Linked DNA regions of Mus musculus: region 1 is linked to region 2. Evidence: chromatin loops called from intact Hi-C (ENCODE). Cell type or tissue: left cerebral cortex. All regions are shown on one strand. Each heading gives the region's core, and the rest is flanking DNA. Links, peaks and the distances in the headings are about the cores only. Region 1 has its middle 23 kb from the start of Kcna10. Region 2 holds the start of Gm38712 (a long non-coding RNA gene).

What was found. Peaks named below come from ENCODE experiments on the same cell type or tissue, not always from the same donor. Only the 100,000 strongest peaks of a DNase experiment are listed, where the experiment ranks them.
Region 1: it touches region 2 in a loop (4-fold over the local background); 12 of 42 quality-filtered maps call a loop at or near these places.

What each region holds. Positions count from the first base shown.
Region 1 is chr3:107,153,593-107,165,741 of GRCm38, reverse strand. No RefSeq gene overlaps it. Among named protein-coding and RNA genes, the nearest start is that of Kcna10, 23 kb to the left of the region's middle. In left cerebral cortex, for the core only: CTCF peaks have their summits at 5,491 (motif pointing right) and 6,087; DNase peaks (open chromatin) are centred at 4,325, 5,565, 6,064, 6,682 and 2 more places; H3K4me3 peaks cover 489 bases.
Region 2 is chr3:107,088,169-107,100,317 of GRCm38, reverse strand. Gm38712 (a long non-coding RNA gene) reads left to right here and starts at 7,419. Exons shown (of 4, transcript XR_003954542.1): 1 at 7,419-7,453; 2 at 8,499-8,708. It also overlaps a transcript of Kcna2 not described here. In left cerebral cortex, for the core only: CTCF peaks have their summits at 3,659 (motif pointing left) and 6,136 (motif pointing left); DNase peaks (open chromatin) are centred at 4,033, 5,588, 6,103, 10,125 and 1 more place; H3K27ac peaks cover 201 bases.

The sequences.
Region 1 (12,149 bases), core at 1,902-9,901, 66 kb before region 2:
GGCTGGCCTCTCTCTTTCTTTCTACCTTCTCTCTTTCTCCTTGCCTTTCTACAATAAAGCTCTAAAACCATAGACTGTCTCTGGTCATCAAGGCCCACTGTACTTGAACAATGGGATAGGCTTTCCCCTAAAGAGCTGCATCTAACCTCCCACTGGAAGGCCTTCCTGTGCTCCAGCCATGGACAGGACCAAAGACTCTCTCACCCATGTGGGAACCACCCAGCGTCCCCTCTCTCCTGCCCTCTCCTCCCTTCGAGCAGCCCCTGGGGCCCCCACTTTGTTCTCAGCTCTTCCAAGGTGTCCAGCTGTGTCTGGGATGCCCAAGACTGAGAACCTGTTATCTCTGGCCTCTGTGAGGTCAAGAGACCTTGGATTGTCCCTTGCGACCCTCCGGAGGGCTGGGATTCTGTGGTTTCCCACAGCCAGACACCCACCTGGGGCCATGTGGAAAGCTTGTGACAGTCCTCCCGTGTCCGCCTGCCTAAAGCACCGGAACTCTGGAGGGACTTGGGTGTTCTCCCACTCCCTTTATTCCCCCATGCCTGGTACCCTGCACTGTGTTACTTCTGGAGGCTCCAGGGCACCATTTATAGCTCCTAGAAGCTGCTTCTGTTAGCCTTCACCTTCCAATCCAACAATGGCGCATCTCCTGATCCCTAGCTTTCAATCCTCTCCTTTAGGAATAGTCTTTAGGAAGACTTTTTAAATTATGTTGTGCATATTGGATAATACAGAGCAATCTCTCGATTTCATGATGTTTAAAGCAATCATGTCTAAATTCTCCTTTGCTGCATAAAATAATGTATTCATAGGTTTTGGGGATCAGGATGGGGCATCTTTGTATTTTTCTGTCTCTTGCAGGGTCCTTATGCACAGTGTGGACTCTAAAGTCTCCATGCCAACAGATGGCATGTATAAGTCTGGTGTTAAGCATCATGGTAGGACCTACCCTTCAGAAGATGAATCAGGTGAAGAGCACTTGTAGGCCCTGGAATTGGGTCCCATGGCTCTGCAGAGCGGTACAGGTGTGAGCAGTCCCTTACCCCACAAGGGGCCTGGCAGAGGGAACAGAGCTAAGCCCTCAAAGGCATAAGGCTCAGGTTATGGTCCCTCTTGGATGAGTCTGAGAGTGGATTGATCCTGTGGTATAGGGTTACTAGCTAAGTTCAATGGCCTCACTGATGTTGCTGCATGTATGTTTTATTTTATTTTATTTTATTTTTTTTTGTGAATGTACATTTTAAAGGAGACATTTTATCATTTTTATCAGACTATGAAAGTAATCCAAGAAAATTAATATCCATGACTCTAACCTCCTTGTTACTCTCATTGGGAAAAAAAGCAGACACTTTCTGAGTCATTTTCTGTTCCTTCTGCTCACAAGGACACAGGATCCCTTGTGCTTCAAGTGCAGTCCCCTTTTAACGGACTCTGACAACTGTGCTGTGGTGAAGAGCTGTGTGGGTTAGCTGAGGTTCAGCCTGGGCAAGGGGAAAGGGAGCAGCCTCGGGCTGTTGGAGGAGGTGTTGTTATTTTGATCTCAAAGGCACTTTCTCTGTGTAATCTCACTTGCCAAGCAGGGTGCACAACACAGAACAAGGTTCAGGAGCCAGATGAGAGTCTGTAAATTTGGGTCTGTCCTTGCCCATGCTGATCCTACTGCCTGCTATGAACCAGGGCCATATAGGTCTGGTAATAAGCACCTCGCTCTCCTGAGGGGAGTAGAGGGTAGGCTGGTGATGTAAATTTCATCTACATTGCATTTTAAAGAAATGAAGATGAGTATCTTCTTTCGAGTGAATTTCCTTAATAAGAATGTTTTAGGGTTTTGGAAAACATTCTTGTCCTAGTTTAAGGGTAGAAAGACTTTCTGCATAGAAAGGGGAGAGGGAGAGAGTAAGGGAGGGGGGAAGAAAGGAAAGTAGAGGAGGAGGGAGAAGCAAGCAGAAGGGAAGAGGGATCGGAAGGGAGGGGAGGAGGGTGGAGATAGAGAGAGCACATTTAGAGCCCCCCTCTTCCATACTCTTCTTTCCCAGCTGGCTGTCGCCAGCAGCTCACCTGGCTGAGATCAGCCACCCAAGCTCAGAAACAGGCGAGTATTTTCAGACCTCTCTACTTGCAGGAAGCTCCTCTGATGGGGGCATCTATGCTGGGGTATCTGAGGTGAAGAAACAAGGCAAAAGAGGGCACACTGGCCACAGAAGCTCAGGCAGTAGTGTCCAGCCAGCCTGGGAACTTGTGCCCAGCTGGAAAATTGTGCTCCATTGTGGGAAGCGTTTCAGAGGCCTCTCTCAGCTGTGTCTTCAACTCCTTCTTGGGAACTGGGAAGAGACAGCTGTCTGTGCATCTGTCTTCAGTCTGTGATCCACTCCCTGGACTCCTTGTCAGTCCTCACCTCTACTGTAGGGATTCCGGTTTCTCTAACGCTGGCCATGGAGCTTGGTCTCCTTAGAGAGGAGTCAGGAGGTCCCAAGGGAGAGAGCTGAGGGTCAGCCTTAGCATTTTTATTTTTTGAGATGGACCTTGAATTTCTCCTTATTATCCTCCCCAAAGTACCTGCTTCTGTGGAGGCAGGTTACCCTGGGGGAAACAGACAATTACAAGGCCTCCACTGTACATTGAGATTTTCATGGTACCTTCCTGCTTTGGCTGACTGGTGAGAAGGGCCATCCAGAGCTATCTACCCCTGGCCATCACTGGTTGGACACTTTTTTGACTGGATAGGCTGAAGCTTCAGGAAGGCCCCAGGTGGCTCCCAAGAGGGATAGGGCCCCATGATGTCCCTCCTGTCACTGTTGTCTGTCTTGTTCTTAGTGCCCAGAGAACAGATGGGGAACTGGGTCAGGAACGGTGAGCGGGAGGGAAACACTGAACAAATTAACCAGACAGGAGCTTTGTGAGGCTGAGACCCATGGCCTGGTTAGCTCTGGGCCCTTTCTTGAAACAGCAGCTTTTAAATGGGCTGGATGTAGTGGAACACACCTGTAAGCCTAGGCTTAGACAGAGGTAGGAAGACCTGGAGGCCAGATCCAGCTAGTCAGTTCCAGTTTCAGGACATCTTGGGCTATCCGGCCAGATCCTATCTCCTACCTCCCTTCCCCGAAAGGGAGTGTGTGTGTGTTTGTGTATGTGTGTGTGTGCTTGTGTGTGTTTATTCATTTACCCGACAGTGACAGAGCATGTACTTTTTTCTTTTCTTTCTTTCTTTTTTTCTTTCTTTCTTTTTCACATGTGAGGTTCTAGGGTTAACTTCCTGTCAGGAGCAAGAATCCTTACGTGTGAAGTTCATATTCTAGTCAAGATGACAGGAACTGACCAAATGATCTTACAAATGGGTAACTGTGGGCTTTGGTGGGTATTTTAAAGCCATAGCTCATCAGGATGAGAGAAAGATTCACAAGGAATATGGGGCTTTGGTCCAGGGTAGGCGGTTCTTTGTCAGTGTTTGAGAAAGACGGGGGCTGGGAGTAAGGACGGTCAGGGCATGGGGAGGAGTCAGGCTGTAAGGATGGTCAGGGCATGGGGAGGACTCAGGCTGGAGAAAGTAGAGAGGACCTCTTGGTTAGGAGAGTCTCAGTGGAGCTCAGGAAGTGCTGAGGAGGCCAGTAGGATAGAGGATAGAGTGGGAGGAAGCAGCATGCAGAACCAGAAAAACAGCAGGGGTGGGGAAGAGGAAGAAAGTATAGGATGTGTGTGTGTGTGTGTGTGTGTGTGTGGTGTGGTGTGTGTGTGTCTATGTGGTATGTGTGTGTGTATGTGTGTGGTGTGTGTGTCTGTGTGGTGTGTGTGTCTGTGTATGTGTGGTGTGTGTGTGTGTGGTGTGTGTGTGTGTGTGGTGTATGTGTGTGTGTGTGTGTGTGTGTGTGTGTGTGGTGTGTCTCTCTGTGTGTGTAGGGGGAACACATGGGGTTTTATCTAAGAAAACCAGAAAGTCATTCAATGGTCTGAAGCAGGAGGGAGAATATCTCATGGGGTGAGCCATGGTGGGAAAGAGGAAGGGGAATAAATGGGGACCAGGAAAGAGGTAAATGCAACATCTCCCACTGTTGTGGTGTCAGGGTAGATATAGAAGGATGAGTGAAGCACTCAGAGGACACCATCGGCAGAGCCTGGGATAGAGTGGATTCACGGAAGGATGGGTGCTTCTTACCTGCAGAAACTCCAGCAGCTCACAGTGCAAGGGTTTTGGAGATGCGGAGTGTATTTGAAAATATTTTCTACTGTAACACAAAACTCAACCTCTGGAAGAAGACTTATCTCCAAGGTTGGCTAATTTAACAGCTCCATAATGTAACAAAAGAAATGGGTCCTTCCCTGCTTCCTACTTTGCTCAGAGATTTGGGTGTCAAATTGTCTCCTCACAGGCAAGAGGTGGCTGCTGAAGTTCCGGACATCACATACAGTCATGAGTATATGAGCACCATTTAAAGTAATCCTTTTCAGCACCCTGTTCAGTTTCTCTTCAGTTTCTTGGCCAAAACCAGCTCACAGTATGATTCATGTGTTAATAACTTGTATGAGTTAGGATTACACCATATTCTCTCAGTAAGGGACACCCTCAACAAAAGCAGGTTCTCTTGATAAAGATGGCAAGGGGAGTGGATTCTTTGAAGGTCACTGAGGGTGCCTGCCAACTAGAAGTGGAGACAGAGAAAATTCTGAACTGTCCCCAGAGAAGGCAGATTTTCCAGGTTGGAACCCCCCCCACCCCAATCTCAGCCAATCAATTCAGGCCTTTTCTTCAACAGAACTAAAGTTAGAGGGTCTTGGAGTAGCAAAGTCATTCTTAAACTCTGTCGGTCATGAGGTGAATTGGGGTAAGGGTTAAAAAAATGCCCATTTCAGATTTCCCAGTGAACACCTGAATAGAAGTCCTGGGAGGAGGAGGAGGAGGAGGAGGAGGAGGAGGAGGAGGAGGAGGAGGAGGAGGAGGAGGAGGTTGTTAGGACTCTGTCAGACGAGATCCTCAGGCAATTCAGATGGAATAGGATCTTGGAAACTAGCAGGCTCTATATTACAGGAGAGCCACACCTAGAGGGGAGACTTAATCTATCCCAGTTCCCACGGAGGGTAGGTTAGTCTCAGAGAGGGCCAGTAGGAAGCAATCCAGTGCGCGGAGTCTTTCTTTGTGCGGATGGGGTGGAACCATGATTCTTGTGAGTCTATCTGAACCGTAACACCTCACTACATTCAGTTCTTAAATGACCCTGGTCTGAGGCTTCATTTTGCAAATGGGTGCACACAGAACCTTGGGCAGTACGGACAGACAGAATTCCACCTCTCTTGGCTCAGCCTGTGTATCTTAGCAGCTCGATGGGGGCTCTGCGTTCTTCCCACTTTTTGAAGGTAACCAGGCAGGTCCAGCTGGGGACAAAGTTTAAGGGATTCTTGTCTTCTGAAGACATGAACTCCCCTGTGGTAGAAGAGCCAGTCCCTGCAGAGCTGTTGCCTCCCAGGAGGCCATTTCCATATGCACAGGGCTAGCCTGGCCAGCAGAGGTCACTGGGCGGGTACAAATGCGGCTTGCAGAGCAAGCTGTTCGGTGGCCGCCCCCGCGCCCTCTCTCAGATTCCTCCCTGCAGTCCGAAGCTGGGCGCTTAGAGCATGCTGCAGTTTTTATCTTGTTGAGAAAGATCGGGTGGCAGTGGGTGGCTGGTGCCGAGTGCAATAAGCCTGGCTGTGCGCCCTGGCCCCAGGGTTCCGACCACTACGCCCCTCCCTCGAGGGAACTGCAGAGATTTGCCTGGGATCTGCTGCCATTTTTCCTTCCCAGTCTGTATCGGGCCGCGGAGACTAGCCCAACCAGAGCCTTCAAACCAGAGCTTTTGCTGCCTGAAGCACTCCTGAAGCCATCATCAAAGCCTGCATGCAGGGGGTGGTGGGGGCCAGGAAAGTGGGTTAGCGATTTCATTTTAGAGCAAGAATACCCCAAACTCTTGGAGGGTCTTGCAGCAAGGATATTAAACATGAAGGCAGCAAGTCTTTGAATTCCTATTTAGCTGGGCATCTTGATAGGTTATTCTGCATCGTGGTCTCTGCTGCTGTACAAAGCATGTAGTGATCTTACCTGCCTCATGGGGGTGCTACAAGGCTCTAAATAGAAAGTTTGGGGGCAGAACCTGACACAGGGTCAGAGCTGTTCTTGTTTTGTACTCTTGATATCAATGCCAACATCTTTCCAGTCCCAAAGTCTACCAAAAGAAAGTGAGACTCCTTCAGTCATGGCCACTGCTGGCCTTGGAGCCGCTAATGCACCTCACTGCAGCAGAGGACGCCTTGAGCTCTCACAGGGCTTCTCCACCAACCAGAGCCAATAAACCATCCATCTATTGCCAGAGAATGGTCCTCAGGGAGCATTCTCTTTACCTCATGTCCTACCTTATTGTAGCTTATGGGTCTGTGGGCCCTTGGTGCCCTCACCAGGGTTTAAGTGAGGCCACGAGGGACAAGACTTTGCCGAGTGGTACAAGGAAGTGCTGTGTGTTTGGTTACATCTCTGTTTCCAGCAGATGGGCCTAGTCTTTGGCATTGTCTTTAGAGGACTCTGCAGGTCTTTCCTGTAGCTGTGGCTCCCTAGGCCCTCCCTGGTGACTATGTCTATTGAAAGAGCTCTTTGTACATGGCCATCTGGGAAAAGAATGGCAGTTGGAATGCCCCCGCAACTGCCTGCCAGTATCATTCAGCCCCCTGGGTGGGCGAGGGCCATATAGCCTGCCAGGAGCGTGATGATGCTCAACTGCAGACCAGATTCCTTAGTTCCCACGCACCACGCATGGCTGTCCCCTCTCTGCAAAGTGTGACAGAAGGAGCGATGGACTAGGACTGAGGAGACTTGAGTTGTCCTCGGGCAAGGTTCTTCACCTCTTTGATGGTAGGATTTTCACTTATACAGTGGTACAATGCACACACACACACACACACACACACACACACACACACACACACACACACACACACAGACCCTTGTACATGCTAGACAAGTATCTGCAATTGAACCACAAACATACCTTTAAAATAGAGATAATGGTAGCTGTGCTCCCCAGGAAGTCTAGAGGGATGGTGCCCGTAGGTCTTTGACAGAAATACAAGACTAGAAGTAGGTGGGTACAGTTCCTGCTGAGTTATTGAACTGCCATGAATTCTGCACTGGTCATTTTTGTGGGCAATCAAATGGTTGCCAAGCAGAGGGCACAAAGGAGACTGATGAGGGAGGACTTTGACCTTGGAGATTCTCTGCTCTCACTTTATTGTAGAGGCAGGGCTCACGTATCTGATGACAGAGGCACATACAACTTACAGACTTCAATTAATGTGATTAATGTGGCTCATCACCACAGGCCAGTTTCCTGAAACAAAGATTTTCATGCAGGATGTTTATTGGACAGGGTGTCCAATACAATGACAGCAAGATTCAGGGGGACAGAATGCCATTCTGTGCCAAAGTTGGGGTTCCAACTGTCCCTATAGAGGACTCTGAGAAGGATGGCTCTTCTGAGAGGTTCCTACTTCAGGTTGAGGAGCAAGGGCATCATGTCTGTCCATCAATTTGTCGTTGAATGGGAGTGTCTTTCATAGATGCCCGTGTCTTCTGGGGTAGGCAGTACTTGTAGAAGGAAATAGTTGTAAGTGGTCAGCAGCCAAGAGCTGTCAGCAGCTGTGAGCATGAGGTGTCCACCCTGCAAGTTGGCCTGTTCGGTGAACACCCCACTCCACTTGGAAGGACTCTCATGATGTCTAATACTAATGACCAGGCTCTATGATCAATGCTGACTTCTTGGAAACTTCTAGGGCAGGACAATTCATCTCCTTTTCTTTCCTATCTGTTTATATGATATTAGAGGGTGCATTTTAGAATGCAGAGGCTTTTTCCTAATCCTCAGTAGACTGGGGGTGAACTAACCCTCTACCACCCAACCAAGACCAAATAATAAGTTCAGTTGTTCTTTCATAGTGGTGGCAAGGTTTTGGAAAAGGTTGAAGGCAACATTTCTTCAGCCTCCTTTTTAGGCCTCCCTCCTTTGTGTTCTTTATGCATCCTTGTGACCAACTTCCCCAGTTACTGTTCTATTGCTGTGAAGAGACACCATGACTGAGGCAACCCTTCTAAAAGAGAACATTTAATTAGGGGCTGGCTTATAGTTTCAGAGGCTTAGTCCATTATCATCATGGAGGTGGGGAGCATGGCAGCACACAGGCAGACACGGCACTAGAGAATTAGCTGAGAGTTCTATATTCTGATCTGGAGGGAAGGAGGGAGGGAGGAGGGAGAGAGAGAAAGAGAGGGGGAGAGGGAGAGATAGATAGGTAGATAGATAGATAGTAGACTAGTATGAGGGTTTGAACCTCAAAGCCCATCCTCAATGACACACTTTCTCCAAAAAGGCCATGCTGTCCAACCCATCTAATCCCTTCAAAGAATTTAACTCCCTGGTAACTAAGCATTCAAACCTATGAGCCTATGGGAGCCATTTTTATTCAAATCGGCATACCACCCTACCTGTACTTAAACTGTCCCTCTATCTGACTTGCTCTTGTTTGTCTCAGACCCAGTTCAGGCACAACTCTCCTCCCATCCTTGGAATATGTGCCACTTTGCTGAGATAATGAGTTAATGAATAAACAGTTCTCAGAAAAGTGCAGAGTACTGTTCATACATTACACACATACATTTACACCTGCTGAGCTCCACTCCAATGCTAGTTACTGTTACTCGGTCCTTTGACATAATGTGCACTTCACCATCCTCAGATAGAACTATGCTTTACTTTAATGGCTTGCTTCCTTTTCCTTGGTAAGCAGATAACACATCCTTTCTTGATACCCATGCCTTCTAGCACAGGGCCTGACAGAGTAGATAATCAGTAAAAATATGTAAAACGAATGGAGGCGTTATACTTCTGGTGGAATAGTTAAAAAATACACTCCTTTAAAGGATATTTAATCAGGGATACTTAGGAGTGGTTCACTGACAATGGTCAGTTGTGGCACCTAGTTGTTTAATAATTACTGAATATTGAGTTCATGAGTTGATATAGGTAGATGGTTGGTTGGGCAGACAGATGGATAGATGGAAGATGGATAGATGGAAGATGGATAGATGGTTAACAAACTGTGGACTAATGCCAGGGTTTGCAAATAGGACAGGATGACGGGTGAGAAGAAAAGGACTAAAATTTCACTGATGCCAAACCAATCAGGGATGAACTGAGGAGGAGACACCTGCAGCCCTTGCAGCCAGCCGCTGTGATCTTGCTTAGAGGAGACTAAGGAAGTGCTGCCCCTGCAGGTCCCCACCTGCAGGGAGTGTGTCTGCAGGGAAGGTGCTTGGTCATTACTCACTCTGACACATCCCCAAGGTCATGACAAATGCTGTGTGCTGAATCAGGGAGAGGTGGGCAGTGGGTGGATGGACTTTGCTGGAGACAGGGAACCAGAAGCTACGGTATCTGGGTCTTAAGAGGACTGATAGAAAGTTCCCCAAGGAAAGAATTGGGGCCAGAGACAGTGACCTTGTAAGAGGCTATCGAGGCTCTCACCAACCCCCCCCCCCCCCCCGAGAACATGTGCAGGTCTATGCTTCATTTCAGGAAGTCCCGCCTCCAGAGAGATCTTGTATCTGAATGTTGGTGTGATAAGCAAGCAGGTAGTTGATAGGCAGAAATAGTTTGTTGACAGCCACTTTGGTGAGAGAGCTGGGGTCTGTCAGCAAGGGACCACACTAGTCAATTGTCCCCCACCACTGTGATGAAATTCTCGACATAATCAAGTTAAAAGAGGACATTTTTATTTTGGGTCATGGTTTTAGAGAGTTTGGTTCACAGTCATTTGGACCTCTGTTTCTTGGTCACTGTGAGTCAGAACATAACAGAGTGTGAAGAAAGGGGCTTTTCTTTTCTGGTGGACGGGAATCAGGGAGCAAGGAGGACACTGAGAGAGGAGTAACCTTCAGAGCTACATCCCCTCAGATCTACTTCTGCTAGTGAAACCCCACCTCCTAAAGTTTCCAGAACTAGCATCCCAAAATAGTCTTACCAGATAAGCATGTTTTCAGCCATGAGCTAGTGGAGGGCATTCCCTACTGAAGTCAATGATAGGGATGCTCTAGTGCCATGGCAGAGGGAATTGGTTAAGAGAGGAAGATAGAAGCTTGGTCCTTGCTCTACAGAACCCTTGCTGTTGGTTCTGGATGGGGCAGTACTGTTTCCCTAGAGACCACAAAAAGTCTGGGGGGGGGGGCTGTAATTCTACCTTGAAAGGACAATGCTTTATATTGGACCCATGTCCAGGAAGGAGACATGTTCTGGAGTCTTGTAATGAAGGACAGCTCTGCACAAGAAAGAATTCTCTCAGTTCCAAAAGTAGCATCCTCCCTAAGAAATGGAGTTCAGCCAAAAGGGTCATTTTATACTACTCATTTGCAGTGCTTGATTCTCTGTCCTGTTTTCCCCAACACACTTAACCCACTAACACAGCCCCTTTCTCCTCCTGTTCACTGTGAGCCAGAGGAGGGAGGTGGAAAGTAAGTGAGAAGTAGCTAGACCTTCTGCCTGTGGGGCAGGCTCCCTGCTATAGCAGCAGGAGTTCTGACCAATGCACTAGAGGAGGTGGGCTTCTGGGAAGTGCATAGGGAGAATTCTGTCCATTTTCTAGTTCTCTTTGTAGAGTCCCTGATGCCTCCAGACAGACCATCACGAGGGTGTGGCTAGGCGGGGCTTGCAGCTCCATTGCCACCCTATGATGGGTCAGGAGCTACCTTACCAGCCTCCCCATCTTGGCTCTTTCCTTAGGCTCAGGACTGGGCTGTCAAGTATAGCTTGGGAAGCAGGGAGGGAGGGTGAGTCTAGCACCACATGTCCTGGAAGGACAAATGTGAAAATATAAAAAGCTTCTGGTCTTGGGGCCGAGTCACACGACTGGGTGGCCTGCCACCTTGGCTGTCGAATTGTCAGTTCCTGGGAGGGTTGATGCTCCAGCTTCAGCTAGGGCGGGGGTGGGTGGGAAAAGCTGGGTTGTGAAGATAACAGGTCTTGGTTGAGTCATGATTGAACTCTCCTGCAGATGTCTTCCAGCTTCAGAGGAGGAAACTGAGGCCCAGGGCCGTGGCGGGCAAGGTGTACTCTAACTCAGACTTGAATCCTCTGATTCTTCACCTAGCCTTGCTTGTCCGTGGTGCAGCCAATGCCTCTCTCCTCGGCAGAAGCTAGTGAAGCTAGCTGAAGAGGAGAGAGCTCCCTAGGGTTTTTCCTGGAGGGTGGTGTGGAGGTTTGGGGGAAGTGTCAGCATCTTCTGTAGTCCTCTGCTTTTGGCCTAGAAAGGGCGATATTCAACCAACCATCTTTCGGGGGGATGGTCTAGGGGTCAGGCGACTAGTTCTGGCACCCTACAGGACCAGATCTGATGTCTTGAATGAGCTCAGTGAGGGCAGCTGGCTTCTGTAATGACAGGCCACTGAGCAGCTTGCAGGAGTTTAGTGACATTTTAGCTGCCAATTCTTTGGGCCACTTAGGAGGCAGCTGGGGAAGAAGGGATGGCTTGGTTGGGCTTGGACAGGAGGGCTTCGGGCAACTAGGCTCCTTAATAATTACTCTAATTTCACTTGACTGATCCTGGGTACCCCAAAGAGAAGTGGGGTACAAGGCTCACTCTGGCCTACTGATAGTCAGGAGTCTCTGTCTCCAGCTTCCTCAAGAACACTGCTTAATGCCCACAGATTGCCTTGAGTCTCCCCTGGGCCTCGGCTTGGCCAAGCAGCCTGGGCCAAGATGAGAGTGAAGCTGTCAATAATTCATGCCCCAGTTCCCCTTGCTTCCCCTGCTTGGCTGGCTGTAAATATTTCACAGGTTTCAGTGGACAGAGATGCCCAGCAAAGACTTCAGGATAGGAATGCATGTAGCTTCCTCTTTCCCAGAGCTCCTGACCGGACCTTGCCCCTCACCCGTGGCTTGATCAGGCTAGACTTGTGTTCTCAGCTTGAGATTATAGTGTAGGGCTACATCCTCTGTAGGGTGACTACTTGGAGTAGAGAGTCTTAGAGGAGGTGAGGTGGCAGCTACCCAAGAAGAGCTCTGGAGGTTTTCTGCTCAGTCCCTTTCTCACCTCCCACATTTTCTCAAGCACACACCCTCTTCAGCATGCCGGATCACCTCTCT
Region 2 (12,149 bases), core at 2,625-10,624:
TTGTCAATGCAGGATCCAGAGTCTAGCCTGGGTGTTTCACTTGCCAAATTCAAACTTCAATTTCTGTCAAGTTATTGGATAAGTAAATTTGCTGCAGAAGAAGCAACCTGTCAGTGGTAAACTGTGCATGAAGAGTTTATCTCTAACAATCACCTAAAAAACAATGGTTTCTGGTGCCCTGTCTGCTCTCAGATCTCTTAGGCTTCCGTTTGTGTTTCTCTTTGTACCTAACCACTGGGCTGTGTTTCTTATTCATCCTGCTTTCTACCGTAGTCTCAGCTATTCAGCAGAAACAACCTACAGTGCTCAGCTATGTACTCCTTCTGGATGGTTCCCCTGAGGGTCTCTGTTTCTCCCATTTGTCATGCTTATGTCCACTAAAGAGTATGCCTATAGTTTCATTGTCTTATTTATAGAACAAAAGGTATGGAGAGCAGGAAACCCTTGTGGGAGAATTAGTAATCATCGTAATTGGTGGCTTGTGCTTACCATGTGTCAGATGCTGTGCTGAGCTCCTGTGACCCAGCCCAACCTTCAGTCCTCATAGTCTTGTGACTTGCCTGTCAGTACTAGTCATTGGATGGGCCACAGAGGCAGAGGGAAAGAAGTGACCTGCACAAGGACAAGACGTGGTGGCTCTAGGTCTTGAATCAGATACCTGTGACTCCAGGGGTCCTGGGATCCGGATTCCCCCCTATATGTGTGTGCCCATGTGAGTGTGTGTGTGCGCCTATGTGTATGTCTATATGTTCTTGTGTGTTTGTGAGTGTGTGTATGTCCCTGTGAGTGTATGTGTGCCTGTGTGAGTATATGTATCTTTGTGAGTGTGTGTCCATGTGCATATGTGTGCCCATGTGCATGCGTGTCCCCTTGTGGGTGTGTGTATGTTCTCATGTATTTGTGAGTGTCTGTATGCCCCTGTGAGTGTGTATGGCTGTGTGAGTGTGTGTGTGTGTGTGTGTGTATAAGTCCGTGTGCCTGTGTGTGTGTGTGTTAATGACAAGTATCTTTGAATTTCACTTCTCTTTGGGATTTTCCTCTGGGCTCCACTTTTCTTTTGTCTTCTCATATGACATCCACTTTCCCTCTTTCCTTTAAAGTCTGACCTAAGTGTGAATGACAATGGAAAAAAATAACTAATGAAGGCAAAGAAGAAGAAAAGGCTATGGCAACAGCTCTTGTCCTGAACGGTCACTCTCTGGACACATTTGATAGTATCAGGGCTGGGAACAGAATAGTAGGAAAGAGAACATGGATCCAGTTCCCAGCATAGACAATTGTTAGCTGTGAGAACCTGAACTCCCAAATCCTTGAGCTTTAATCTCCTGATCTGTCAAAAAGGAAAGCAAAGCCCCCTCACTGTGGGACGGGCTAACCTAAGGGAGTGGAGAGCTAACTAGTTCCACCGGTAAGTTAAGCCAGAAAGGCTTTGATTTGATAGTTCCTCTTTTGGGTCTGCAGTTCTTAGTTTTGGTTCCAAAAGAAAACCCAGAGCGACCTGTGTTCCTTTTCCTTGGTGAAACACCCCAGGCCCACCCAGACCTTTCCTTTCCCGTTTGTCTGGTTTCCTGCATGGGACCCAGGCCTTGACTTTAGGGAAACGTTGTGGTGACCACTGTTAGGAGTGGCAAGTAATTATACTCATTAAAAGAAGAGTTTATGTAGGCAATTATTGAGTAATCACACCGAGTGTCAGAGTCACCATGCAGCTACATTTATCTACCATGCTGGAAGATTCAAAGCACCGTAATCTTCAAAGACAGGAAGCCAGTCAGCAGCTGCATGGCTGGAAGTCCTGGGAGGGCATGGGAGATGGATTGCCAGGGGATTTCTTTGGGGGCGGGGCAATGGTTATGTTTATTATGTTGAGTGTGTTGTTGGTTTTGCAGGTGCACACTCATGCTTATCAAATTCTACATTCTAAGAGATTCAATTTATTATACAGAACATACAACAATAAAGTCCTAAAACTTCCCCAAAGAAAAAAAGATTTGTAATCCTCTGTGCATCCCCTCCCGAGGGAGAAGTTCTCAGTTCCTCTCACCATTATTTAGGGACCCAGAAATACCCCATAATTTGTTTTGCTTGTATCATCTTCCTGGTATGACCAGTACCTCTTTTTGGTGCTCCCGTGCTTGCCGTGTGTTGGTCCAGCTCTTCTAGGCCACTGGCAGGCAGGGCAGAGGTGCACTGTGGGTATTTGATGCCTACCGTCAGGCTTAGGGAAAGATGTGACTATTTCACTCACGGAGAAAGATGCTTAAGCTCAGAGAGGATCATACACTGAGTAGGCTAAGTTAGCTGGTAAACGGTATGGTTGGGGCCAGTCTCAAGGTTGTGTGAATCCATAAGTTGCCATGTCAGCCTGCCAATGGGATACCAGGCTCTGGGTTCAGAATGTGGATTCAGGCTGTCAGAACTTAAAAACCCTGAGTGCGAATCCTCCTACCCAGAGGAGAGACTCAGACTTGACAGGAAGATTGCTTTTAGGTTAATAGTTAACTTGCCATATGTTGACTTGGGGACTAGAAACTATGGTCTGAGCTTCCAGACTCCAGTCCTCTGCTCACAGAACAGTTCGGTGAATGCCGCTCATATTTGCACAGCTTTGGGCTGTGCACTGCTCAGCCATGTGAAAAGAGAGGCACAGACAACATGTTTCCAGTCTCAGTTTGAAGAGCTCTGTGGACCATGGGATATTCACATGACCTTCCTTCTCAGGAGTTCATTTGTGAAATAAGTACTGCATTCTCTGAAGCCCCGCCTCCTTGCTAACTGGCTGTAGAGAGAGAAGAGAGGGCAGAAGGACTGAAGCTAACATCCGCAGTCAGTGCGTAGACTTCCAAAGGATCAAGGAGCTTATGAATGGAGTTGGTAAAGTCCATTGGTGAATGGACTTAGAAGTGGAATGAGTCTACTGTGAGCTTCATTATGGTTGCTGCTGCTGCTGCTTTGATGCTTTGTGGGTGTGTATCAGACACTGGAGAATATCTTTGAGAGTAGAGTGCTGCCCCTACTGACATCAGAAGTCTGTTGCTTACTGGAGAAGTCAGGGTAGGTTTCTGTAGGAAGTAGCAATCCTCTAGATTAACTGCAGCTGCTTCTAAGGGGGTCCTGGGTGGAGTCTTGGATCCTAGTCCAAGTTGTCTTCTGTGTCCCCTGTTCCTCTGAACTTCAAATGTTAATCCAATCCAAGACTGGCTGCAGAGTGTGAGCATGTGTTTCTGCCTAAGGCTGGGCTGCTCTGGGCTGGGCTCCCTCATGTACCTGTGAACCAAACAGCACAGTGGTTGAAGCACAACAGCGCAGCAGGTCTAGGGCCTTATCTTAGCCTGCTGTGATTTAGCTGAGACTCAGTTTCCTCAGTCATGTGCTGTCATGGTGAGGCTGGGGGATAAACCACTGAGTAGAGTCTGTCCCATGGAGACACAAGTGTAACATAGACATAGTATTACCATCCTCTATGGGAAATGGGAGTCAAAGGGCTACGCCAAGTGGTTATGGGATACTTTGAGGACTCTCAGACCACCTCTGGGAGCTGCCTGCAAGCACAATGCCCCAGATAAATTCACTACTGTCCCTTGTTTTTTCTCACTCAAGGCTCTTTCTGAGGTTGGCACCCTGTGTCCCTTAGACAGTTCATGCCATCTAGTGGCTCCTTGATAGTTCTCAGTGTGGCCAGGATGGTTTTCCAGCTGTTCACACCTATAAGGGCTTCACTGATGGGGAGGCCAGGTGGAGCAGGATAAACTGTGGACCACAGGTCACTTGACTGCCCTGCGAGCCTAGGCTCCAAGCAGCCAAGCCATTTTTTGTTGCCACACTCATGACAAGCTCCCTGGGACATCTGCCATCTGTTCAGGACTTGCATGGGCTTCACTTTCCAGGCCTACTTTGATGTCCTGTTCCCTGTGCTGAGAAAGACTGCCACTTCCCCAGCTGTCTAATCTGGACATCTGGGAGTCATGATGCGATCCACACTTTCTCTTTCATGGAGACATCCTCTACATTCAGCCAATCACGTGGCCTTGGCATCTGTGCATGCTTTCCCCCACTTCTCCCCGTGTGGCCCAATTCAGCCACCAGTGGGCATGGTTACACCTTCCCAAACATATTTTGGTCCTCTGCCTTCATACTAGGGCCCTTCTGCCCTCCTCTCTTTAAAGTGTCAGTAGTCACCTTCCTCCTGTGCAAGTCTTTATATCCTCTTTGACTCCCTATTGCTGTGCTCAACCAGCATTTCCTAAAAGGCAAACAAGGCCCTCTGTCCTCCATGTCCCTCTCTGTAGAAGTCTGTATGGGCATGACTAAACTGGCTTGAAGGTTCCAGTGGCTTAATTTAGATGTATAAGGCTAAGGTCTGAGATGAGATAGGCTTGGGGTCCATTCCTTTCTACCTCTGCCGCTTGCTATATATGTATGAACGTCCATTTCAGTGATGGGCAATGGGAGCATCTAGAACTTGTAAGTCTTCCTGCTTTGGCTTTAGCAGTTCCCCAGCCAGACCATAACACCCTCTCTGCCACTCAGCGACTTCTAATACTCACTTAGTGCTGTGTCTCTCAGGCCCTCTCTCTGATTCTCTATCCACTGACTCTATGTCTGGGACATGAACCTATTATATCAGGTTTTGAGATGTCCCGTTTACATTTCATACTATCCTCTCCTAGACAGGCAAGGCTATGTCTCTTCCTTATATTCTGCTGTCTGGTCTAACTTAAGAGTGGCTTCTCTGCATTGTGACCTGGTGCATTCCAGCAGACCGATGGACTCTGTAGCATATCCTGGCTTCGTCATCTTCTCTTGTCCTGCACCAACCTGGCCATTCTCAGAGATATCTCTAGCTTCCAAGCGCACCCACACAATTGTCCCAGATGGAAACACCTTGACTCAGATGTGATCCAACTGGCTCAGAGGTAGGCACACTTCCATTAGTTCGACCCAGCACATACTGGCCCTTAGTGTCCAGGTTCTACCTTGGCTGATCTGTGCCTGGCTGCAACTCTGACCTTGGGTCTTTCTCTTTTCCTCTCTGATGGTGGAGATGGAGAACATAGCAGGTACAGAAGAAACCACTTAAAATCATGTGATGACCCTGATCTGCCTACTCCCTAGGTAACCAAGGACCATGAGGCATGGACAAAGTTATTTTTCCCTTTTTAGGCCCCACTTTACATATTTGTAGGATGTGGATGTTGGATGCACGTATGATCTCTTTTTGTTCTAAGACAATTGCATTGGCTTCATTTAGTTATGGAATGGGAGCCTCAAGTAAGTAACGAACAGCCTTCCCTTCATCCTTAGCATCCTTAGTTCAACTATTCTTTATGCAGAGAGTCAAGAGACATTGATTTTCAGAGAGGTCAAGGTCACTTGATTCTAGTAAGTGACAGAGTGTGGCTTGGCTCAGGTCTCTCTGAGCTCCAGGACAACATCTCTCTCTTTGCCTGTTTAGAATGCAAGGAGGAGTCAGGAGATGCCAGGTCACTTCAAACACAAGTACTTCAAGAATTTCAAACAGTGCCAATCTGATGCTTGGTGCATTACAATGATGTTCTGAGTCCAAGCAGTGCCAACACCAGCAGAACACAAGGAGTCTACAGTCCTGAGACCTCGTGGGAGAGAGTGGGCTCACACTTCTCACTGGGTAGACAGAGACATCGAATGGAATCTTTCAGGTCAGAGCAGGAGCCCGATTGCTATTTTAAATTTGTCGATTTCTGGGTGAAGACTGAGGACAGAAGTATCAGATAATGGGAGGAAACCTTGTATGGAGTGGAGAGAGAGCAGAGCTTATTCAGGGAGCTCAGATCAAGAGCTCAGAGAGACTCAGCCTCTCTGACCCAGTCTTTGAAGCAGGGAGTGGGAAAATTAGAGGATTAAGGAAGTGCCTGAGCTATCTTGGCCAATTTTCTTGTGGTGGAGAGCAGAGATGCGAGTGAAAAGTGAAGGGAAGATGATGAGAGAGAGGGAGAGGGTCTGGAGGCACAGTGATCAGGTAGGAAGAGAGGCAGAGGTGGGAAGGCACCTAGTAGAGAGCCTGTAGTTTCCCATTTCTGCACGTTTCCAACCAAGAGAATTGGACTGCCTACTGGTCGTCTGTTATTCAAGGGTCATCCTACAGCACCACCTAGTGGCCATGTAGAAGAGGTGCAGCTAGGTTGGCCGAAGAGGAAAAGAAAGGTCCAGAAAAACAGACAAACAAACAAACAAACAACAAACAAACAAACAAACAACACAAATCAACAAAACTGAAAACAACCTCAATTGGGGATATGGTGTAGGAGTTCCCAGGAGTCTCTGAACCTAGTCAGAGCTAAGTTGTAAAGGTTGTTCATACTCTGAAAGGTTTCCTCTCTTCTCTGAACTCTAGCTCACAGATTTGCAAATCTCCCTGGGTTTCTATGTCAGGACTGAGTATGAACCTGACAGGTGGACTTGTCCTAGTGCAGCTGGAACACACTCACGGCTCCCAGGTCAGTGCAGTCAGATGAAGATGAGAGAGTAGAGCCACAGCACTGGATAGAGATGGACAATCACTTCTCTCTCAGCCATACCCTCTTCAAGATCGGTAAGCTTTCTAGACATAAGCACAGGTTCTTTCTCTAATAAAAGTAGGACCCAAAGCTGGAGCAGAAAGAAGAGAGGTGGCATGGAATAAGGGTCAAAGTGTAGCTCTTCTTTCCAGGCATGTGTGAGAAGGACAGTGACCTCACAGAGCTTGGTACTGTTTTTATTCTCATTAGACTCACTGACACCAAAGCTTAGTGAGCTAAGGTGACTTGCCAATGGCCATATAGATGGGGGACCAAGGGGTTGAAGGAAGGGATGAGCCTTGATCTGGTTGACTCCCCAGGGCACTGGGCCCACCTCTGTGAGAGACACAGAGCCTGGCACATGCATATTAGTTGAATTTGTAGATCCTAAGGGATGGATGAAGAAGCAAAGTGTCCAGACCCTGCTCTGACCCAAGGCTGAGAGTTGGCTTAAGCTCATCAGCCAAATAGAAAAGTGCATTTGAGAAAGAAAGCCTTCACAGAGGACGGGCACTTGGGAGGTTTGGGCAAGTTTGATTGTTTATTTTTTTTTAAAGTCGAGATCTACTAAGTTGCCTAAGATGGCCTCAAAAAAATGTAGGCTCAAAGTAATGCCTCCCCTCCTGGGTTTAAGCCTCTGAGTAGATGAGAACTGCAGATGCTCCTACTGTGTCTGGGTGGGGTTTGGGCATTTGGAGGTATATCTGCATCTTTCTCCCTCCCTCCCTCCCTCCCTCCCTCCCTCCCTCCCTCCCTCCCTCCCTCCCTCCCTCCCTTTCTTCCTTCCTTCCTTCCTTCCTGTCCAACCAGAAGAAAGGTTCTCTAGAATAATCTATATCAAGCATCTCTCATTATTCTGCCCCCTATTATACTATATGCCTCTTCATATGTTGCATCTTTGTCTATCAATTTGCTGGGTATGTACTTTTAATTGTCTTATTCTCCTTTTATTGGAAATCCATTCCATGGGATGAAGCACTCTGGGGGCTCAGTTCATATCTTCAGAGTAAGCACTTACATGGATGAGTGGATTCCAGAGTAAGGGAAACCAGACAGAGCACAGAAACAGGCCTCTTTGTTCTCAGGAGTTGTGCATTCTGCTGCAAGAATGGAGACTACACCATGAAGATCATAGTGTTCCAAGAGGGGATACCAGAGGAAGACTGATGAAAGGAAAGTCATGTGCAGTCTGGATTTATTGTATCTAGGGGAATAGTGAACTATCAAGAGTTTGGGATGGGAGATGACAGACTGAATCTAACCCTTGTTTCAGAAAGACAACTGCAACTGAAGATAACTTCAGAAAGATACATGCTATATTTGTAATGGAAATGTAGTATAATGAGTGGATCTGAAAATTAGTTGGAAGGAAGTTGCTTCCCGATGAGAGATAAGTGTGTGGACTCAAGCCACTTGTTCAAGTAAAGGAAGATTAGAAGGGAAGAGAGCAGAGACACAAAGGTAGAGAATGCCAATTAGAAGCTACTGGGAAAGGCAGAGTCCCCACAGAGGGAAGCTGTGGTAGGCAGGAGTTTGTGAGGTCATAGTAATAGCTCCCATAAATTGCCCGTCTGAGCATCTGTCTCGATGCTCAGAGGGAAGCTGAGACCCTCGGGATGGAGGCTTCAGATCTATGGACATTTGAAATCAAGGGGAGAATAAGACCCCCTGGATGATGGTGTAGACAGAGTAAGGAGGTTTGAAGGTGCCACTAGAATTCTTCAGAATGCTCACATCATGGGGGGAGGGAAGGGAGAAAAGGGCTGTCCTTCCTGCCATCCCAGTAAAGAATATGGAAGGTTGGACCACCACTGTGTCCCTGCTCGGGGTCAGTGCTTGTCCTGCACTGGGGTCAGGGCTTTTACCTCAGAAAGAATAAATAATTTATCAGCAGCATCTGCAGAGTTAAAACCAGTACTTTAAATAAATCTGACAAAGGTTTTGTACGATTTTCATTCAAAGCACCCGCCTTCCTGTCCTTTCTGTGTGGCAGAGGTGACTGTGCTCTGAAGATGAGAGCCGCTATCCAGAAGTGAGTTCCAGGTGCGTGCTTGTGGATAGGTCTGGGATATGGAAAGACACTGGAGCTGGAAGATGCGGATGGGAAGAAAAGATAGGATGCTGACCCTCCTAAAGGGGCTTGCTCACCTGTGAGGATACCTGCACTGCAAGGTAGGGTCTTGACTGCTTACAGGCAGGGCTCACTGGACCACATACTGTTGTTGCTGGATCCTTCCCGTGCTACATGGAGGCTGGCCATTATAGTGTGGAAAAAGACTTTCTTCTAATTTGAGGAGTCTAGAAGCCCAACTTTCTTCGCCTTTGCCTTTTAGCTTGGTGTGGCCTGAAAAACTTACTGACTCTGTCTGTTCTTTTAATCTGGATCTGCTGCTTTGTTGACGTGGGGGTGGGGGTGGGGAGGCAAGGAAGGCCACACCCTCAGATGAGAAAAGGCAGGGAGATTTATAAGAGAATAATACAATAAATCAATACAGGGCCCAGGCTTGATGACCCATTCCTGTAATCCCAGCAGTGAGGAGACAGAGGCAGGAAGATCACCACAAGTTTGAGGATAGTCTGATTTACACAGCGAGTTCCAGGTTAGCTAAGGCTACAAAGAAAGATATTTGTCTAGAGTAAACCAAAACCAAAGCAAGCAAACAAGCAAGCAACCAGCAAGCCCACAGGCTAGGCCAAGCGGGTGGAGAACCCTCTTTGGGCGACTTAGCATCAGTACTCACAGACAGTCCAGGCTTGGCAAATTCTCATTTGCTTTTTACACCTCCAACCTCCCCCATCTCTCTTGGTAGCATCATTTCTTAATTGCTCAGGCCCAAACCCCAGGATGTAGCCTTTGACTAATCCACCTGAGCTGGATGTCTAATCCCCTTCAAAGAATCAAGTCCATGATCACACACTGTAATCTTTTATGTGCGCCACCTCCCTCCCCCACCCCCACCCCGACCCCTTGCAGAAGCAAAGGAGATGAAAAAACAAGTCAGGTGTTGTTATGACTTTGTTCAAAACTCAGTGGTTGTTCTCACCCTCAGAAACAGCCAACGTCCTCTGTGGCCTAAAAGGCTCTCTACCATCTGTCCCTGTATACCTTTCTGACCTCATTTGCAACCACCCTCCCTGTGCTCATTCTGCTCGGGCCAGCTGCCTCCGTGTTGGTCCTCAAACTCAGAAAGCACAGAGATGGCAGCACTGGCTGTCCCCAGCGCCCAGAGGGCCTTGACCTCAGTTTTAAGACTCCACCTTTTTAAGGGTTCTTCGCTTGCACATCACATTGCTTCCATATTACCCATTAGCCCTGTGGTTGGCACGGAGGAAGCATGTGTTAATCTTCATGCAGTAGGAACCCGGCCAGTGCTTCTACCTTCGGGTATGAAATCTTGCTCCTACTGCCCTTAACAGTTCATCTGCAAAAGCATGCACCCCTTCCTCCGAGAAATGCACAGCACCTCAGGCATACCAAGGCGCCAGGATGTGCGACCACCAGGCACCAGAGGAAGCCACACTCCATAGCGCTGAAGACTGCTGCAGATGAGGCTGTGGCAACCTGCGGTCCCTGAAGCCTTCCTAACACCCACGCACCTGGAGAGAGGCAACTGCTAGCTGCAGGCCTGAGTTTCTGAGCCAGCTGCACTGCCCCTCCCCCCTGCACACACACACACACACACACACACACACACACACACACACACACACACACACACACTCCTCAAGCAATATCTTGGGGGGATTTAGTTTTATTTAAAGGAGAAGGTGAGATTTTGAGAGTTTAAAAAGAGTTTTCCCACCTATCTATCGAGCCCCAAACCCCAGCACCTCCAGTCACCTGAGGTCACATCTCTTATGACACTCTCCCCCTTCTCTATTCTAAAAATACAGAATCTAGAAACTGAAGTTTTAGTGAAGCTCTGGGCTTTCCCGGAACAACATCCTCAGCCTTCCTAAGATTACTTGGACCTAACCAAGGAGTTGCTGTCCCTTGTACATAGCAAAAACTGCTGTCAGCTATGTGAACTGCTGTCAGCTATGTGAGCTTCAGAGAGGGAGGAAGAGAGCAAGACGGAGGGGGGTGGGGGGAGGAGACCAGGCACTAACTTGAGGTGTAACCAGGGATGGGAGCACCTATCAGCCTTAGCCTCCAAGCAAACTTGACACGTCTGGCTCCTCTGCTCCTGACCTCACACATCCATGTCTCTCCTAGACCCTCCTCATCTTTCCCTTCCCTGTGGTCCCTGTGCATGCAGACCAGCCTTGCAGGCTCTCAGCACTGAGCAATGTATTAAGGATCAGCTCAGAGGTCCTGAGTTTGTCTAATTATTACAGATGCAAAAAGCTCAGACCTCATTACCTCCTGCCCCTCCCCTGCATGAACGCCCCCTCCCCCAGTCTCTACCTGTACTTTGTCCCACTGAGGCCTGACTTTTTCACCCTTTCTCAGGGGCAGCCAGCCATGGAAAGTCCTTCATTGGACAGAAAGGATGGTAAGAGGTGAGGATGGGATGGGACATTGGGGCAGAGCATCAATTGTGAGATGTGGATCTGAGCTGCAGGTCTTGGAATGATTGGGGTGGCAAATGAGCAGGGTTAACTCAAGGTACTGAACCAAGTGGAAAGAGTCAGTCTTGGAGATCCTCAGTCCCACATACAGCTCATGCCTTTTCATTCTCAGTCTCGAAGCTCATTTTAAAATAGCCTCCTACCGAGTACCCAGGGTATTCTATGTGACAAATCTTTTTGCCTGCCAAACTGTTTTTTTTGTTATGCAATGAAGAGTGTGGCCATGTACTGCTAGCCATGTGAACATCTAAAACAGCCAACATAGCTTCTGGCCAGTGTGAAAGGCTGTATATGCCTCACTAATGTGTGAGAATTCAGCCCACGGTAAAGCCACTCAACATTCTATTTTGTCTGGGAAGCCTTATCAAAAGTAAAGGTGTAACTTTTCCTCTCAGGCTTTTAACATTCTAAAAAATCATGAAAGCATTCATTACTGTCCCTTTGGGCGTTCAGTCTTGAGGGACTCGGGTTCAGATACTGGCTTGGGTGTCTGACTTGCTCAATCTTGTTAGGTCTGCTCCTTGGCTGTACAAACAATGGCTTATTAACTAATATTTTAAATGTTTTCCTAAGGCATGGGTCTTAGGGTTAAATTTAACTTCAGTCCTCCAGCATTGCCTCCATAAAATGTGGGGGGCTGTGGCGTAAAGATCGTGTGGGCAGCCTGATTACAACTCCATCGAAAGCAACAGTGGCTAGGACTCCTAGCAAGCTCAGAGAACAGTGGTTTGAAGAGCCCTCTAAAAACTGTGAGGTTAGATCACATTGTAGAAACAAACACCAACCAAATAAAAAACAAAATACAACAAAACAACCAATCGGTCATGTAAGGCCTCTTGAAATTGATCAGATACAAATAGTCCATTGAGACTGTTCATGAAAAACTTTTGCACGTCTGGTAAGAATGTGGGAGTTTGTGGTATTCCCTTGCTCAGGACTTTTTCCTCCCCTCCAAGCTCAGGTGAGTCAGTAGGGCTATGGGTTCCCTCAGAGGACATTGCCTTGGTTTGGAGACGAGGACAAACATCTCACTCCAGTACA